2 separate regions of the Mus musculus genome follow, and region 1 is linked to region 2. Evidence: chromatin loops called from intact Hi-C (ENCODE). Cell type or tissue: left cerebral cortex. All regions are shown on one strand.

Region 1 (4,000 bases), 210 kb before region 2:
TTTTGCCTGCATGTATGTTTGTGCACTCACTTGCATGCCAGGTGCCCAGGGAGGCCATAGGATCTCCTGGAACTGGAGTTGCAGACAGTTGTTAAGTCACCATATGGTTGCTTAATCCCTGAGCCATCTCTCTAGTCCCCAGCTTTAGTTTCTTAAGGATATGCTAATTGTACAAAGGAATTGGTCCCCCCCCCCATATTCAAACCTATACACAGAGTGTTTTCTGTCTTATCTCTCCCCTTTTAAGATCTCCAGATAAGAGAGAAAACACACAGCATTTGTATTTCCTGCAAATGATAAGCACACAGTCTCCACAATGCTTTGGGTCTGGCAGTTTGACCCCTGAGTGACCCTCTGTGGAGAGGTAGTGTTGTCTTCCTTGCCCAACCTCAAATGTCCCTTCTCTTTGATGTGATCTCACCTTGCATTGTGACTGGGATTTACTTCTGTGTACTCATTTGTGTGTTGTGACTCTTCTCACTGAATGAGGAAGCTTACAGCTGCCAATCCCAGAGGTGCTTTCTTTACCACCATGGCCCTCCCTTGCTACCAGGACCATTGCTAGTTTTACTGTTTCGAGACACAGCCTCACAATGTAGTACACAGGTACTCTCTCTCTCTCTCTGTGCGTGTGTGTGTGTGTGTGTGTGTGTGTGTGTGTGTGTACACATAGAGATCAGAGGACAATCTAAGATCCTTTTAACCTCTGAGCCATCTCTTTGAATGAAAAAAACGAAGAGATGAAAAAGGAAGAACATTGGGGGGGGGAGGGTATGGGGGACTTTTGGGATAACATTGGAAATGTAATTGAAGAAAATACGTAATAAAAAAAATAAAATAAATAAAATAAGGCGCACACCTTTAATCCCAGCACTCGGGAGGCAGAGGCAGGTGGATTTCTGAGTTCGAGGCCAGCCTGGTCTACAAAGTGAGTTCCAGGACAGCCAGGGCTACACAGAAAAATCCTGTCTCGAAAAACCAAATAAATAAATAAATAAAATAAAATAAAATAAAAAAGGAAGAACAGGGCTACACAGAAAAATCCTGTCTCGAAAAACCAAATAAATAAATAAATAAATAAATCAAAATAAAATAAAATAAAATAAAATAAAATAAAATAAAATAAAAAAGGAAGAACATGCCTGCTCCTAGGTGTGGTAGAGGAGAAAGTTTATTGTGGATATGAGGGAGAGTGTAGCCAGAGGCAGGGGCATCTGAGAGAGTCCAGAGTGGATATGACCCTTTGCCAGGTGAGAAAAGGAGGTAAGAGAGTGGAGCCAAGAGACCAGGAGGGTAAAAGGTAGACCAAAAAGGGCAGATAACCAAAATGGCTGGATTATACCAGAAAAGGGAAGGGTAGCCCAGTCCCTGGGCTGGAGAAGTTTAGGTGGGGCCAGTGTAGTCAGCCACACCCTATAAGAGGTAGGGACTGACCAGGGGATGCTGGGAGAACCTGGCGGCCAGGTCAACTTTTTTTTTTTGTTTTGTTTTGTTTTGTTTTGTTTTTTCAAGACAGGGTTTCTCTGTATAGCCCTGGCTGTCCTGGCACTCACTTTTGGACCAGGCTGGCCTTGAACTCAGAAATCCACCTGCCTCTGCCTCCCGAGCGCTGGGATTAAAGGCGAGCGTCACCACGCCCGGCTCAGGTCAACTTTTATATGCTAACCAGACACCTCAGCCACTTGTCCCAGGTTTGAGACCCCCATATTCTCCAACTAGAAATGCTGCATGAATTTAAAATATTGATCTTTCTGCGGCAGAATCAGCCCCTCCCTTTCCACATGGTTTGAGAAGCCCCTGCAACCCTGCTGACAAGAGAAAATCTTGTATAGTAAGCAGCTTTTAAACTTGATACTTAAAAGTAACTGCCAGTGTCAGGACTCTCTAGAGAACCAGGAGCATTTACACATGCTCCCTGGCATGCGTGCAAAGGTTATCAGGGGCAAACCAGAAAGAGCTGGAGTTGCAGGTGACAGCGCAATGCCTTCTGTTGGTGAAGTCCTTGGAGGAGGCCAGCCTTTTGTCTTCTTTAGGCCTTTAACTGACTGCATGAGAGACACTGCAACACACCACCTCTTAAGTGTAAATCTTATTCTAAAATATCCTCATGGAAACGCCAGGGATACAGCCAGGCATGATAGCCCAGACAAGCCGACCCATAAATCCATTACTCTTCATTATTCTAATTCTAATCTCCCAGAGAAAGACAGAGGTGGGGAGCTGGGTTATAGCAGGGTGGTAGAGAGCTACTGGCTTTCACGGGAGGCCTGGGTCTGATTTGCAGCTAATATTAGCCCCAGGAGGAAGCATTTGCATAATGTATGGGAGTCATTTGCAATTCCTCCTGTAATTGCCTTTCCTTATTTGACTTGCAAGGGTTTGGTGAAGATCGTCTGTGTGGGAAGACTGGGATCTTTCAGTGTGCTGATGATCCCCTGCCTAGGCTGATAGTTTTCCTGAAACTCTGGAAGCCCAGCGTTCCCTGGGCCTTTCTTCTTTCCATACATCTCATACTATTGGAGTTTGTTGTTGTTCCCTGAGTTGCTTTTGGCTTTTGGGAAACCAAACCAGGAGCCTCGTTGTCCTACTTTGTTACTAAGTTTCCACGCCTTATAAGAATGAGTTTCTGTTTCCTCAGCCTGGTGAATCCTGCAAACCACATTTCTCAACCTATGCTGAACTTGTGACCCCAGGATGTACGTCTACCCCTTACCTTGCTTAACCTGGCATATTTGACTACCCTTTTATCTTACGAGAATATGTCTTCCTAGATACATTGTTGCCTCCCTTTCACTCCATGCATTTCCTACACTTACCCGCCCCACAGGGAGCCTTGAGCTCTGGGTCCCCCACTCTTCTGTCCAATTACCTCAACAGATGGTTTCTATCATCCCTAACCCTTAACCATAAAGAGACCTCAAAAGCCAGTGAGGGGCTGCCCTCTGAAACTTCTACTTGGGGAGAGGCAGCCGGCTGGCCAGTTCTTAATACAGCTTGTTTTAACCAGACAGTCATGGAAATAGTTTTTTCCCCTCAGGTCTAACAGTTTAACAGTTCGTGCGCTCTCTCTCCCTCTCCCTCTCCCTCTCTCTCTATAATCTCATTTTTTAGTACAGGCTGGCCTTGAAATCAGAGATCTGAGAACCTCTGTCTCCCCAGTAATGAGATCAAAGGCATGCAGCACCATACTGCGACGTATGTATGTTTGTTTGTTTGTTTTAGACACAGTCTCTAATAAATTAGTCTCTGCAGGTGAAATGAGCCAGCTCAGGTCAGATTAGAGTATATAAAGACAGGTTTATGGGGATGGGGGGGGGTCACTCTCAGGTGGGTTCATTGATCCTAAGGAACAAGGCCAGGGAAGTCACCTTGGGGAGGAAGGCACAGGGGAGGGAAAGAGAAAGAAAGAGTGAGCCTGTGCACATAGGGAGAGAGAAAAAACTGGGAGAGACCAAAATGTTTAGATTACATAGGAAAGAGCCTCTGAGGGAGGGGACGCCTGGCTCCTGGGCTGGACAGGTCAGAGTAGAGGGCAGTGTGTGCCAGCCATACCCTGTGCCAAAGATTGCCTTGAATCTGATCCTCCTGTCGCTACATCTTAAATGCTGGGGTGACAGGTGTGAACTCATGCTTGGTTATTATTATTATTACTATTACTATTATTATTATTATTATTATTATTATTATTATTATTAGTCGTCAGAGTTTTAAACAGGTTTTTGTTTGTTTGATTGATTGGTTGGTTTTGGTTTTTCTCTGTGTAGCCCAGGCTGCCCTGGAACTCACTCTGTAGACCAGGCTGGCCTCAAACTCAGAAATCTGCCTGCCTCTGCCTCCCAAGTGCTGGGATTAAAGACATGCACCACCACTGCCGGGCTCAGATTTTTTGGTTTTTTTTTTTTTGTTTTTTGTTTTTTAAGATGTATTTTTAATTATGGGAAATGGGGGTTGTGTTCATAGGTACAGTGCTCACAGAGACTAGAGGCATCAGGTCCAGTGA
Region 2 (4,000 bases):
ATTAATATTTACTAAGCAAGTACTTAGAAAAAATGAACACAGCATTGTCTGAGGCCAAGTTACTGAAGCCAAGGTTCGACAAGACTTAGCAAATTAAAACAAAACAAAGAACCAAAATAACAGGATGCCTAGTTACTAAGTTTTAGTTTAACAAGCAAATACTTTTTGGTGTCGCTATATCCCAAATATTGTTTGCATACTTTTGCACATTATGCATGTGATTCTTTTCTGAATCAGTTGAAGTAAGCTTCAAACAAAACTCTTCATTTCTAAATGACTCCATTTTCTAACCTATCACTGCACACATAAAATTATTTCATGCAATAACTCACATTCAGTTCATACTCGAAATTCTCCAATGGTTCGGGACTGCTATAGCCCAGAAAGCCCAGACAGAAAAAGAAATGGGAGAAAACATGCCTCAATTTCCCCCTCCATAAATTCCCCCCTTATGAAGATTAAATGAAGGCCCGTTGTCACGACTTCTCGGACCCAGAAGACCCTCATTTAACGTCAGTGGTTACTATTATTATCGTCCATAACGATGTTATTTTGATTATGGTTGCCATTATTCGGTAGTAGCTCCAGGACACCCTCCCTGTGCCTGGTAAGGGATTCGGGGTTGGATTCTCCTCCACCCCACCCTGATCTGGCTGTCTGTCACCCTGCCGATTGTGACGTAGGCTGATGCTAGGGAAAGGGGGCATCTGGCCGGAAATCCCTCTTCCTGTTGCAGATAAGCCCAGAGCTGCCCAGCTGACCCCAGACCCTCCTCCCCCACCACTTTTCATGTCACACCACCAAATCCTCAAGATGGGGAACCTGTCCAAGCCCCTCACCCCATCCCCACTACCCCGTAAGCACCCCTTAGACCTCAGCACCCCCATTCCTGCCCTGCCCCTGCTCCCCAAGTTCTTTTCCAAGCCCAATTCGTCCCCGAAAAGGGACCGTTCCAGGGACCCGTGCGCATCCCTAAAGCAGGGGGTGCAGCTTGACCACGCCCCCATCCCTGCAACTTGACCCAGGCTGCGACCCCCAGCTCTGACGTCTCGGAAAATTCCCCCTCCCCTATCAGGCCCCCCGGGAAGGGTGCATGGTATGAAATGGGGCTGAAACCCCCCTGGCTAGGAGAGAAGGAACCTGCCAGAGGTGAGCCACGAACTGGGGACTGAATGCCTGGGTGTCTGAACTAGGAAGGACAGGGGAACACCAAGATGCAGGGAACCTGGATTTAAGCGTCTAAGAGAGGGTGAAGGAACTGGAAACCAATATTCCTTTTCCTGGGGAAGGAGGTTGCAGACGTCTACTCTGGGTCTGAGGGAAACAAGGGTTGCAGATTCTTGGGTCCCTAAATGTCACCATCTTGTCCATTACCCTTAGAACTTTCCTTTCTCAACCAGAACCGTCAGAACAAGCATCCATGGACCTGTGGAACTGGGATGAGGCGTCACTGCAGGAAGTGCCTCCTGGGGACAAGCTGACAGGACTGGGTAAGCTGCTGTGGCTTGGGACAAAGTGTATGCAAGGCTCCAAGGATGCGGGCCCCTTGACACCTAGCCGGGACTTAACATCCTTGTTGCCTGCAGAAGGAGCGGAATTTGGTTTCTATTTCCCTGAAGTGGCTCTACAAGAGGACACACCGATCACACCAATGAACGTAGAAGGCTGCTGGAAAGGTGGTTGCTGGGCTTGAACCCCTGTGTGCTGGGGGGGAGGGAGGGGGAGGAATGGGAGATCCTGGGCTTTTTAGAAGGAGCGAGGGTGCTGAGCGGGAAGGAAGTAACATGTTTGGAATCGAAATTGAAGGAGGTGTGAGTGGATGGCTGAGGTCCCTAAGTCATTGCCCACATCTTTCCTAAACTCAGCTCTCTTGTCCAACATAGGGTTCCCAGAGCTGGACTGGAACCCCGCTTTACCTCACGAAGACGTACCTTTCCAGGCGGGTGAGTGGTAGAAAATGGAGATGGAAAGAGAGGAACTAGGGTCCTGACACACTAGAGCTGAGTTCAGACCCCCTAGTATACAAGAGGACCAGAACTAAGACTGGGGACAGCTACATTTTCAAGGCCATATGAGGCGCCAAAACTCCCCTAAAATTCCCAAGGGTGCGGGAGACCAGGACTCCTGGGCTTCCCTTGTTTAAGGTCTGTCTTCCTCGCAGAGCCCGTTGCTCACCCCCTTCCGTGGTCGCGAGACTGGACAGACCTGGGATGCAACACCTCGGACCCGTGGAGCTGTGCTTCACAGACGCCAGGCCCTGCCCCTCCTGGCACGAGCCCCTCCCCCTTCGTCGGCTTTGAAGGGGCGACCGGCCAGAATCCTGCCACCTCGGCAGGAGGGGTCCCCTCGTGGTCGCACCCTCCAGCTGCCTGGAGCACTACCAGCTGGGACTGTTCTGTGGGCCCCAGTGGCGCCACCTACTGGGACAATGGCCTGGGCGGGGAAGCGCATGAGGACTATAAAATGTCATGGGGCGGGTCTGCCGGTTCGGACTACACCACCACGTGGAATACTGGGCTGCAGGACTGCAGCATCCCTTTCGAGGGGCACCAGAGTCCAGCATTCACCACGCCCTCCAAATCGAACAAGCAGTCTGATAGAGCCACATTGACTCGCTACTCCAAAACTAACCACCGAGGTAAGAGGCTGCAAACTGCAGAAGAGGTAAAGCAAAACGGATTAGGACTGGGCCTGGATACCTTGGGGGAGGGGTCTGGGTAACTAAAGGAGGAGGGATCCGGGAAACAGGCAACTAGAGGACAGGGGTTTTGTATCAGAAGAGGGAACGGGTGAGAGGACGGAACTGACTTTCTAGGGACCAACATTTTAAAAGGCCCCTAGGTTATGTGAGAGGAAAGAAGAGCATTCGGACTCCTGGGTCTTCGAGGTGGGGAGGCTAATGTGGCTCAAGCTGTCAGGAGTTCCTGAAACTGGTTCTTGGGTCTCTACTATGGAGGGATCCAAACTCACAGACTCCCGATGAGGAACAGAGCTGGACTCCTGGGTCCTAAATCGCGAGAACCTGAACCTTTTGGCCTTCAAAGTGAAGGCTCCCCGACTCTTAGGTTCGTCGCAGTGTTTTGGGTCTGAGAAGCCTGGCGTTCACCTCTCTCTCTCTCTCTCTCTCTCTCTCTCTCTCTCTCTGTCAGGTCCCATTCAGCTGTGGCAATTCCTCCTGGAGCTGCTCCACGACGGGGCTCGCAGCAGCTGCATCCGCTGGACGGGCAATAGCCGCGAGTTCCAGCTGTGCGACCCCAAAGAGGTGAGACAGCTCCCCTTGCTGGGCAAGCCCAACTTACCTAGTTCCCAGCCCCGCCTCCACCCACTCACAACCCCCCACGCCCATCAGGACTGAGACCCGCCCCGCCCATAGCAGCTAAGACCCTGGTCCCTCTAACCTCAAGATTGTTTCCTAGGTGGCCCGGCTGTGGGGCGAGCGCAAGAGGAAGCCGGGAATGAATTATGAGAAACTGAGTCGAGGTCTACGTTATTATTACCGCCGCGACATCGTGCTCAAGAGTGGTGGGCGCAAGTACACATACCGCTTCGGGGGACGTGTGCCTGTCCTCGCCTATCAGGATGATATGGGGCATCTGCCAGGTGCAGAAGGCCAATAAAACAAAAAACAAAAACAACCCTGTCGAACCTGCGTGTCTGGTGTCTGTTTCTTTTTCACTGATACCTACTCGACCTGTCAAGGGAGCCTAAATGTGCACCCCGACATTTCATGCTCCAGCCATATTGAGGTATCCGGACCCCTGTCTGTTTTTGATCGAGTGTTTCCCTCCCGTGGTCCCTAGACTGAACGTCATAGCTCCTTAGTCCTTAGTTTCAAGACGACCATCAAGGCCATTTCACTATGAGTGATGATGCAGGTCACTAATTTCACAGCATTCAGGAGACTGAGGCAAGAGAATCGTAAAATTAGGGGCTCCAGACCTACCAGAACTACAAACTAGTCCTTAGTTCTAAGAGGACCCAGGAGGGAGGACCAGACCCG

What was found. A loop is a pair of places that touch in the nucleus more often than their neighbours do. Peaks named below come from ENCODE experiments on the same cell type or tissue, not always from the same donor. Only the 100,000 strongest peaks of a DNase experiment are listed, where the experiment ranks them.
Region 1: a loop joins it to region 2, with 2.2 times the contacts of the local background. A loop is called at or near these places in 1 of 42 quality-filtered maps.

The regions. Positions count from the first base shown.
Region 1 is chr7:30,843,160-30,847,159 of GRCm38, reverse strand. No RefSeq gene overlaps it. Among named protein-coding and RNA genes, the nearest start is that of Ffar3, 11 kb to the left of the region's middle. In left cerebral cortex, no CTCF peak of the experiment used is centred here; a DNase peak (open chromatin) is centred at 2,306.
Region 2 is chr7:30,633,251-30,637,250 of GRCm38, reverse strand. It overlaps Etv2 (ets variant 2), which reads left to right and starts at 1,399. Exons shown (of 6, transcript NM_007959.2): 1 at 1,399-1,490; 2 at 1,590-1,676; 3 at 1,884-1,943; 4 at 2,162-2,638; 5 at 3,150-3,262; 6 at 3,417-3,635. The coding sequence starts at 1,421. The coding sequence ends at 3,617. In left cerebral cortex, CTCF peaks have their summits at 2,212 and 2,412 (motif pointing left); no DNase peak of the experiment used is centred here.